Regions from separate parts of the Mus musculus genome. Here regions 1 and 2 are each linked to region 3. A link is a contact called in ENCODE Hi-C or POLR2A ChIA-PET data. All regions are on one chromosome and are shown on one strand. The core of a region is the stretch at or near the end of the contact, and the rest is flanking DNA. Distances in the headings are between cores, read along the strand shown.

What was found. Hi-C counts contacts between places; a loop is a spot of excess contacts on that map. ChIA-PET counts read pairs that join two places held with the same protein, here RNA polymerase II (POLR2A).
Region 1: POLR2A ChIA-PET joins it to region 3 with 14 read pairs in Patski. The contact joins the promoter of Etv4 here to the promoter of Dhx8 in region 3. POLR2A ChIA-PET finds 5 or more read pairs at or near these places in 4 of 5 experiments (Patski and embryonic stem cell).
Region 2: a map of left cerebral cortex shows a loop between it and region 3 (4-fold over the local background). The contact joins the enhancer-like site here to the promoter of Dhx8 in region 3. A Hi-C loop is called at or near these places in 7 of 37 maps with a recorded cell type or tissue (heart, left cerebral cortex and mouse trophoblast stem cell). POLR2A ChIA-PET finds 5 or more read pairs at or near these places in 5 of 5 experiments (Patski and embryonic stem cell).

Annotation. Positions count from the first base shown.
Region 1 is chr11:101,783,716-101,786,799 of GRCm38, reverse strand. Etv4 (ets variant 4) reads left to right here and starts at 1,490. Exons shown (of 13, transcript NM_001316365.1): 1 at 1,490-1,692; 2 at 2,173-2,283; 3 at 2,477-2,570; 4 at 2,786-2,833. The coding sequence starts at 2,224. Gm39392 (a long non-coding RNA gene) reads right to left here and starts at 1,479. Exons shown (of 3, transcript XR_880221.3): 1 at 1-1,479.
Region 2 is chr11:101,686,456-101,689,552 of GRCm38, reverse strand. No RefSeq gene overlaps it. Among named protein-coding and RNA genes, the nearest start is that of Gm39391, 8.2 kb to the left of the region's middle. Within about 2 kb of position 1,653, at least 3 of the 3 ENCODE cell types and tissues checked have a DNase peak (open chromatin) inside an H3K27ac peak, as active enhancers do; they include heart and left cerebral cortex, where a contact is called at or near this core.
Region 3 is chr11:101,731,420-101,734,583 of GRCm38, reverse strand. Dhx8 (DEAH (Asp-Glu-Ala-His) box polypeptide 8) reads right to left here and starts at 1,628. Exons shown (of 23, transcript NM_144831.2): 1 at 1,396-1,628; 2 at 343-428. The coding sequence starts at 1,543.

The sequences.
Region 1 (3,084 bases), core at 241-2,740, 52 kb before region 3:
AAACTCCATTACTTAGCTTTTTATTGTAGCTGTTCACCTGACAGGCATTTTGTGCAACTCTTGAGTGCGAGCGAGGCTCAAGGAAGGAGTCCTCCTCTGGGCCCCCGCAGAGATCCCCATAACTATATAGGGATTTCTCTAACAGGGAAGAGAATGAAAGATACCTCACCATATATATGGACTGACCCAGGCTCTCATGAAAAGGGGGGTCCCTAGAGGAGAGCGGCAGCAGGTTCAAACTTTAAAGAACAGTTTGGTAGGTAAAGGGGAGGAGTTTGTGTGGCAGAAAGAGCCCAGTTCAGGTGCCAGGGGGTTAAGGTTTTTGTCCCTTCTCTGACTCCTACAGGCTGGAAGAGATTGCATGCACCTTTTCTTTCTCAGAAGTACTGTTTGGTTAGACAGATGAACTTTGAAAGCAGCCCTGTGGGCCTGTGGGTCCTTGTGACGGCATCTAAAGCAACCCAGATCCCAAGGGAGGTAGTCTTTCTCACACTTGCTTGGCGCCCAGCACCATGTCTGACACAGCAGATATTTACTGAAGGCAGTGATGCTCGAATGACAAACACTAAGATCAACCTCTTGGACAAAATTGGAACCCATCCTGTCTTTTGATCACCAAGTCACTTGGGATTTCTGCTTCCTATCATAAGGAGTAAGATGGCAGCGAGAGAGACATCCTTGAGCCTCTTGTTGGCAAAGCCTCGAATGAATGATAAAGCGGGTCACAGAATAAGCAACTCTACAGATCACAGACCCGTGAGAAAGCCGGTTTGAGCCAGTTTACATTTACTGAGCACCAACTGTGCCTCCATTTGTTTTCAAGTAGCTCGGGGTCTCAGAGGGCTGCACAGAAGACCTTGGTGGCTTTGAAACGCTAATGCCCCTCAGTGACAAGCTGAGTTACCTCAGGTGAGGAGGCCATGGTGTCTTTCTTAGCTTTCTTCCATTTTCATTTGTAAAGTAAAATGGAAACCGCTCCGCAGCACCACGTTATGGGAAGGAAATTAGCACGTGGAGGCAGAGCGCTTCATAAATGCTAGTTATTATGGTTCCTCTGGGCGCACAAGTCCGTTTGCCTCCCCCTCCCCCCAGGGCACACAGACGTGTTCACACTCCCACGTAAGTATAGATGCACAGAGGCGTGAGCTAACGCCAGCGGAAGGAGCTCAGGGGTCCTTAGACCCAAAACCCAGGTTGGAACCCGTGGAGAAGCTGCCGGGTCTTCAGCTTCCGTCTTTTTTTCTCAATTCTTTATGAATGAACTAAAGCCGAAAGGAGTTTATTTTTTTATGAATGGAAGTCCAAAAAGTGAATGAAGCCAGGAGCCAGCCCCTACTTTCTGATTGGTCTTCGTGGCTGGGAAACTCCTCCCTCAAGCTCAGCTAGCCGAGTCTGAGGATTGGCGGGCGTGCCCGGCCCTGGGGTTTCATTCACAAAAGTCAATGAAACAAAGGGAACCGGTGGGGAGGGGCGGGGGAAGAGCGAGAACGGAGGCCAAGGCAAAGGAAATGCACCAATCAGCTGCTCCCCCGGGCTCACAACTGTCTGCTGCGCCCGGAAAACAAGCCGGGGCTCTGGGGACCCGGGGCTCAGGCCGCCTCGCTCCGGCCTAGCCCCGCCACCTTAGTTGTGTCATCCCCCGGGCATGCTGAGCATCCCCCCGCGGCTCCGGCACAGACGCCCGGACCTCAGGTGAAGCTGCGGAAGGGGAAGGAAGGGAGAGTGTCTGTGATTTCCCCGCTTCATCTCCCACACACCACACTCTCTCTGTTCGGCGCCCGCTTCCGCACATTCCGGGGCGGGGGTGGGAGGCGTCGGGATTCGAGGCTGGAGGGGGCGCCTGAGTTATGGGCGTGCGAATGGTGTGCGCCGCGCGCGCGCGCCCACATACACACACACACACTCACACACGCGCGCACACACACACGCACACACACGTCTTATGTAACCCAGTTCGGGCTGAGCAGGGCTGCAGAAAGCAGACACACCAACCCCAGCTCAAGGGAGCAGGTGGGACCTCCTTTGGCGGGAGAGGAGTGGCGGTGGAGGCGCTCGGCCGCGCAGGTCCCAGCGAGTCGGAGAAGTTTCGCTGTCCGATCCAAAGCCTCGCGATCGCCCCCTCCCCCCCGCAGCGCTCCCGGGACCGTGTGCGAACTGCCTCCCCCCTCCCAGGTCTCTGCCTCCGCGCGGGGGCCCGGCCCTGTGGCCGGAGGGAGCGGCCGGATGGAGCGGAGGATGAAAGGCGGATACTTGGACCAGCGAGTGCCCTACACCTTCTGCAGCGTGAGCGCCGCGCCGGCCTCCACGCCCGCCCCCGCCCCGCACCCCGCCCCTACTCGCCCCGCAGCCCCCTCCCGGGGGGTCTCAGTGGGTCCAGGACCGCCTGGCCCCTGAGCCACCCCGGGACCCCACCCCCAACCCCAAGCTAGACTCCTCAGGGTGATTCGGGGGCATTCTTCCCCCCTCCTTCCAGCAGAAATCTCCCGGAAATGGGAGCTTGGGCGAAGCGCTGATGGTCCCGCAGGGAAAGCTCATGGACCCGGGCTCCCTGCCGCCTTCCGACTCAGAAGGTAAAGAAACAGACAAACTGCGACCCCTCTGCTTAATCCACGTACATCCATCCCAAAGCCTTATCCTGGACTTCCCCAACCCACGTTTCCCCAAAAGTCAAACCACTCATTCTTCTCCGTCCCTTATCACCAGTGGGGAGGCTGTAACCCGGGCTCGCCAGGTCTCTTCCCCATATTATCGCCACCTCTTCACCAATCCAATATTCACCCATCAGATCTCTTCCAGGACCTCAGTCACTTCCAAGAGACGTGGCTCGCAGAAGGTGAGTAGTTTTGTTTCCTTCCTAAAATTAGAAGTGGGACATGGGGGGCGGGGGGTTCTTGTCTGTCTCAAGGAGTCCTTCAACCCCATCTCTCCAGTCCCTAACCATGTCACTCTCCCCGGTGCCCAGTGTGGACACATATCGATATTTATTTTCTCGCCCGGAGCCAGGCTTGTATAACTAGGCCTGGGGATGAATCAGACTATTGTGTGGGGTATTTGCTTATTTGAATGGATTTTGGCCCAAGGCCC
Region 2 (3,097 bases), core at 404-2,903, 45 kb after region 3:
CCTTCCGTGTCCCTCATTCCTGACACGGATTGCACAGGTCTGGAACCCTCTGCAACTGCTTCATATATTGCTCACAGAGGAAAGGCAAGGACCACATGTGGCTTTCCAACATCCTTTCAGGTCAAGTACTCCAAAGAAGGGCACAAAGTGGAACTTGGGAAGTGTTAGCCATGTGAGTGAATGAATGAATGAATGAATGATAGAAGGTAGAGTGCGAGGAACACATTCCAGCCAGAAAACATTCCACTTCTTTCTTTTCCTTTTTCTTTTTCTTTTTAAGACAGGGTTTCTTTGTGTGACCCTGGCTGTCCTGGAACTCACTTTGTAGTCCAGGCTGGCCTCGAACTCAGAAATCTGCCTGCCTCTTCCTCCCAGATGCTGGGATTAAAGGTGTGCGCCACCACCGCCCGGCTTCACTTCTTTCTTTAAAAAATAAAATAAAAATAAAAATCTTAATACATATGTGTGGGTGTTTTGCTTACAAGTGAATCTCATGCCTGGAGTCTGGTGTATGTGCCTGTGGGGACCATGGAGGCACGAGGCACAAAGAGGGTGTGAGTGCTCCTGGAACTAGAGTTACAGCTGCTTATGAAATTTGTCTGGGGGGCTGGAGAGATGGCTCAGCGGTTAAGAGCACTGACTGCTCTTCCAAAGGTCCTGAGTTCAAATCCCAGCCCAAAAAAAAAAAAAAAAAGGTTGGCAAACCCAGGTCCTTTTTTTTTTTAAAGATTCATTTATTTTATTTATATGAGTACACTGTAGCTTTCTTCAGACACACCAGAAGAAGGCATCAGATCCCATTACAGATGGTTGTGAGCCATCATGTGGTTGCTGGGAATTGAACTCAGGACCTCTGGGAGAGCAGTCGGTGCTCTTCACCACTGAGCCATCACTCCAGCCCCTCTGGTACTTCTTCAGGAGCACCATATGTTCCTCCTAAGCAGACACTGTGTCTCTCCAGACCAGAAGATACCTTGTTAGACCTCCTTTCCTGCCCCCTTTTGGTGTGTTTGGGCTTTTTTTTTTTTTTTTTTTTGCCAGACAGGATCTCCCTATGTAGCCTTGGTTGGCCAGAAACTCACTATGTAGACCAGGCTGGCCTCAAACTCACAGAGAAATCTGCCTGTCTCTACTGAGTGATGGGATTAAAGGTGTGGGCCACCCACCCACCCCTAGCAGGGAAAGCACTTTCTAAGCTGTAAATGTTATCTAGGAGGCAGAGCTGATGATGCATGTGGCTAGTCAGGACCTGCTCAGACAGACTGGTAAGAAAGCCAGTCTCCTGCCGGCTGTACCAGTCTAGGGTCTGTGCTCTACTAGCAAGTGGGAGGACTGCTTCATAGCATACTCTCTGTGGGTGCCTGGAAGAGGGTGACACAGTGACTCAGCCCCGTTGGTGGTGGCTGGGGTCTCCCAGAGACACAGCTTGGCACACTCAGCCCTGTTTTTATTTGAGGTTCATCTTGATGGGCAGAGAATCCCTGTAGGCAGGGTGGTGACTAAGGCTGGTGTGTCACGAATACTGCTGGCCTCCTCTATGCACCCGTGTCCCTGGGGGAACTATGAGAATGTGTCCTCTCCCTCTTGCTCAGCAGATGACTGAGGAAGCCGGGACTTCCCTGTAAAGGAGCAGATGGCTACTCACCCACATGGACACCCATGTGCTCAGCCAGGCTCCTGCCAGAGAAAGGGCATTTCGTAGTCACCACTTGAAGCCAGGCACATGCCTGTGATACCAGTACTCAGAAGGCTGAGGCAATGGAGGGAGTGGATAGCCTAACTAAATAAATAGTTAAAACTAACCCACCCCACCCCCATCTTGGCTCACCAGTGCTCCAAAGGAGGATTCAGCCCCCAGAGTGTATCCCCGCTACCCCTCCCAACATATCTCTAAAATAGCTAAATTTTCTTTCTCCCTCAAAAGATTCCCCAAAGCAGCGCTTCCACCCACATCTTGGCTCCCCCACACGCCCGACCTGCCTCCTAGCAGACAGCCCACTACTGCCTCCCTCCCACTCAGCCCTCTCGGAGTTCTGAACACCCAAAAAGGAAAAAGGATTTGTGCTGAGGGAAGACAGAACAGGGGAGGAAGGGAAGGGAAGGGCTGCCTGCCAGCTGACGCTCCACAGAATAAGCTGCCTGCATCTGTGCCAAGGGTGTAGCTCCTGCGAATTCTGGGAGATGAAGGAAAAAGGAGAGAAAAGAATGTTCCGGTTTGCACGGCACATCCCAAGTCCTACAATAAACAGTACTGAATAGGCTTTCCCAAAGGGAGAATGAATGGGTGATAGAGAACTCAGGAGATTAGATATTCATTCAACAAGCATTTAACCCACCCTATGTGCCAGGCAACACACATATAGCAAAGAATGCAAACAGGAAAAAAAAAAAAAAAAACAGCATACTTGCCCTGGAAAACTCTCACATTTGAGTGGGAGAGACACAAGCAAAAAGGATAATATAACACTAAGGAATAGACAGGCACTGGGGACAGTGGGAGCAAAAGGATGGAGTCGAGAACAGACTGAAGTGGTCAGAAAGCCTTCCCTGGGAGGAACTGAGTTGGTGACAATGGAAAAAAGGCATTCTCAGGCCGCAGAAGCATCCCGTGGGGAGGCCTGGGGTTGTGGGAGCACCCCATGAGGAGGCCTAGGGTTGAGGGAGCACCCTGTGAAGAGGCCTGGGGTTGTGGGAGCACCCCACTGGGGCTGTGGGAGGATCCCATGAGGAGGCCTGGGGGTGCAGGAGCACCCTCTGAAGAGACCTGGGGGTACAGAAGCAACCATAACTGAGGCCTCAGGTAGCAAGACATGTTTACCTTTTTTAAAGATTTATTTATTTATTTATTTATTTTGTATATGAGTACACACTATAGCTGTACAGATAATTGTGAACATTCATCTGGCTGTTGGGAATTGATTTTAGGACCTCTGCTCTCTCAGGTTGGCCCATTTGCTCAGGCCCAAAGATTTATTTATTATTATAAATAAGTACACTTCAGACGCACCAGAGGAGGACATTAGATCTCATTACAGGTGGTTTGTGAGCCACCATGTGGTTGCTGGGATTTGAACTCAGGACATTCGAAAGCACAGTC
Region 3 (3,164 bases), core at 379-2,878:
CTACAGTGTACTCACATAAATAAGATAAATAAATCTTTAAAAAATGTAAGTGAAGAAAATATCTAATAAAAAATTAAAAACAAACAAACCAACAACAACAACAAAAGAATGTCAGCATCCTCAGACTTACTGCCGGAAGTCCTGCGGCATTCTCCTAGGACAGTGGGGAAGGAATCTGGCTCCCTGGCCAGCAACGCAACTTTACACATTTGATGGCTTATTTACTTGATATGCACAAATCGCTCCTTCCTACTTAAAAATCCTTTAGTGCGATCAAAATTTAAATTCAGTAGCAACACCAAAGAAACAAAAAGGAAACAAAGAATCTTCAGATATACATACTGTGAATTCTGCACCATTTTTGACCAGAGAAGCCTTAAAAGTATCAAAGGTAGTATTTTTCTCAGCAAGACTGATGACAAATTCAGCTGTTAAAAAAAAAAAAAGGAATTATAAATGGACTCAGATAATAATTAAATTATAAAAGAACTCAGGAATCCGCCTGCCTCTGCCTCTCAAGTGCTGGGATTAAAGGCGTGCGCCACCACTGCCCGGCTTTGTCGTCGTTTTTTGTGACGGGTCATACCCTGATACATACCATGCCCAAGCTACCCTCAGATTATCTACGTGTGACTTTGGAATTACTAATCATTCTGCCCTCACATCCCAAGCCTGAGATCCTAGGCGCCTGCCTGGCTGTCATTTACTTTTGAGGACATTCTGAAAAAGCCCAACACCACCCAACCCTGTACCTATCAAACGGAAGTGTTCCCCTCATGCTTCTAATTCACATACTCGGCCTCTCATTTTCACAAGGGCTCCGGCTATGCATATAATTACGATCTGGGCCCCGAGCCTTTCTTATTTTCTCTCTGGGTCCCCTAGTCACAGTTTGCCCTTAAACATCTAATGACTAGTATGTGAGAGATAAGAAGATGTAACTAATTTAAGAGCACGGCTCAAAGCACAAGCTCGAAGTAGATGCTGACTACTGCCTGACTGTGCGAAGACCAAACAAGATAATGTAGATGAAGAGCTACCCATAATATCTTGTGAGCTTCTAAAAATTACTGGCCGTAATTACAACCATCATCTTCGCGGGGGCTGCTGCTGCTGCTATTGTTAAAGCTATTTCGCCCCCCAGAACTGAAAAACAACAATCGAGCAGAAATTGCTGCCCCAGCCTTCACCGGCAGCTCACAGAAATGGTTTCTAATAGCTCGGACCGGATGGTTCTCAAGCAGAGGCCACCGCCACAGGTTCCCGGAGCCCAAGTCACGATGACACACACACAGACACAGACAGACAGACACACACACACACACCATCAACCGCTTCTCTCCTGCCTCCCTCACCCCCAAAATCAAAAGCCATCGGGACCTTCCTCCAGCTCACCCAGATCCTTGTCGTTGATGCCCAAGTGATTGTCCAGCTCCGTGCAAACCTTCGACACCAAAGACAGGTACTCAAGTTTAGCGAGTTCTTCCGCCGGGCCGGGCTCCGAGCCCATTAGGACCCCGGCGGCGGCCACGGCTACAGCCATGGCTACAACTTCCCTTTGGTCTCCTTCCGGCCGGCCAGAACGCGAAGCCACAGCTTCCACTTCCGGGTCGGCGCTCGTCTCTTTTGTTTACAGGGACGTCAAGTAAAGTTAACCGTCTTTGTAAGGATCAGCGAGATCTGGCAGGAAGTTCCCACAGACGGGCCAGACGCACTGAGTTACGCTGTTCGTTCAGTGGCGGCCTCTAGCGGGGGGGAAGACTCCACCCGCCTTTAGGTTTTTTTAAGGATCAATCTCAGCGCGCCTCTGTGATCCGTCAGCAGAGGGCGACCGTGGCCTGCGCGACTGAACAGCGCCTCGGAAAAGCAAGTTGGCTTGTCCTTGATCAGCTCAGTTCCTGACCTCATGGCAAGTGATCTCAAGTGACCTTACACCAGCAGACGCTAGATTCTGGCTGCTTATCTGTAAACTCGGATAATACGGTCTAAATGAAATAGATATGCAAAGTGGCTGAGCCACAGTAGGCACACTGAAAATATTAGTTGCTGTTATAACCCCCCCAAACTGCGAGTGGTCCAGCAAAGCTTATCTCAAGCATTCCTGTTGCCAAAACCCTCAGTCCTCTTAAAATCTGCTTCTCTAAATGTCAGCTGTGTTGTGAACCTGAGGTCATAAATTCAGGTGTCCCAACTTTTACTTTTCCCTTTGGCAGAACCTTGCAATGAAGATGAAGGGTTTCCCATGTCTTAGTATTCTGTGTAAAAAACAAGAAAATACTTCCTCTAAGGTGAGTAGCCCTCCCATCAGTCAAAAGACAGAAAATGAGCCCCCTCTGCTACTGTTGGCTGACTCTGTTGCACTACTGTGTCTTTGAATTATTGGGAACACTTCAGTGATAACGAGTTGCAGGGAAGCTGGGCAGGCTGGTGCTCTCCTTTAATTGAAGCACTCGGAGGGCAGAAACAAGCTGTTCTCTGAGACTGAAGTCAGCCAAAGTTACACAGTGAGAACCTCTCTCAAAATTGCAGGCAAAGGACTATCACAGTAGTTCCGTGTTTCCAGGTTCCCAAGGATTTAGTACATTGCCATCTGAGTTCCTGATGCCCTTCCCTTCCTTATAACTTACTTGTTTTTATTTCCTATACATGGTTTTGCCTGCATTCATGTCTGTGTAAGGATGTCAGATCCCCTGGAACTGGAGTAACAGATAGTTGTGAGCTTCGGTGTGAGTGCTGGAAATTGAACCCAGATCCTCTGGAAGAGTGACCAGTGCTCAGAACCATGAGCCATTTCTCCAGGACTCACTCCTTCCTTCCTTCCTTCCTTCCTTCCTTCCTTCCTTCCTTCCTTCCTTCCTTTCTCCGTGAACAGAATGAGAAAGTCTGCCCTTGATGCTGCTTGCTTATCTGCCAGTATGGAGTTAGGTTTCAGGAGTTAATTCCACTTGACCCTTCTTTCTCTACATCTCCTTGCTACTAAAACTTCATATTTCTATCCAGCTGCACTTTTAACACTTAACAAGAAGAAAGGACAAAGAGATTGGGAGCTGTTTTTTAAAGCTCTATCAGAAAAGACTCTAAATTGGACATGGCTGCACTCGATTTTAATCCCAGTACTTGGGAGCTAGAGGCAGGCAGATCTCTGTGAGTCCTAGGCTAACCTG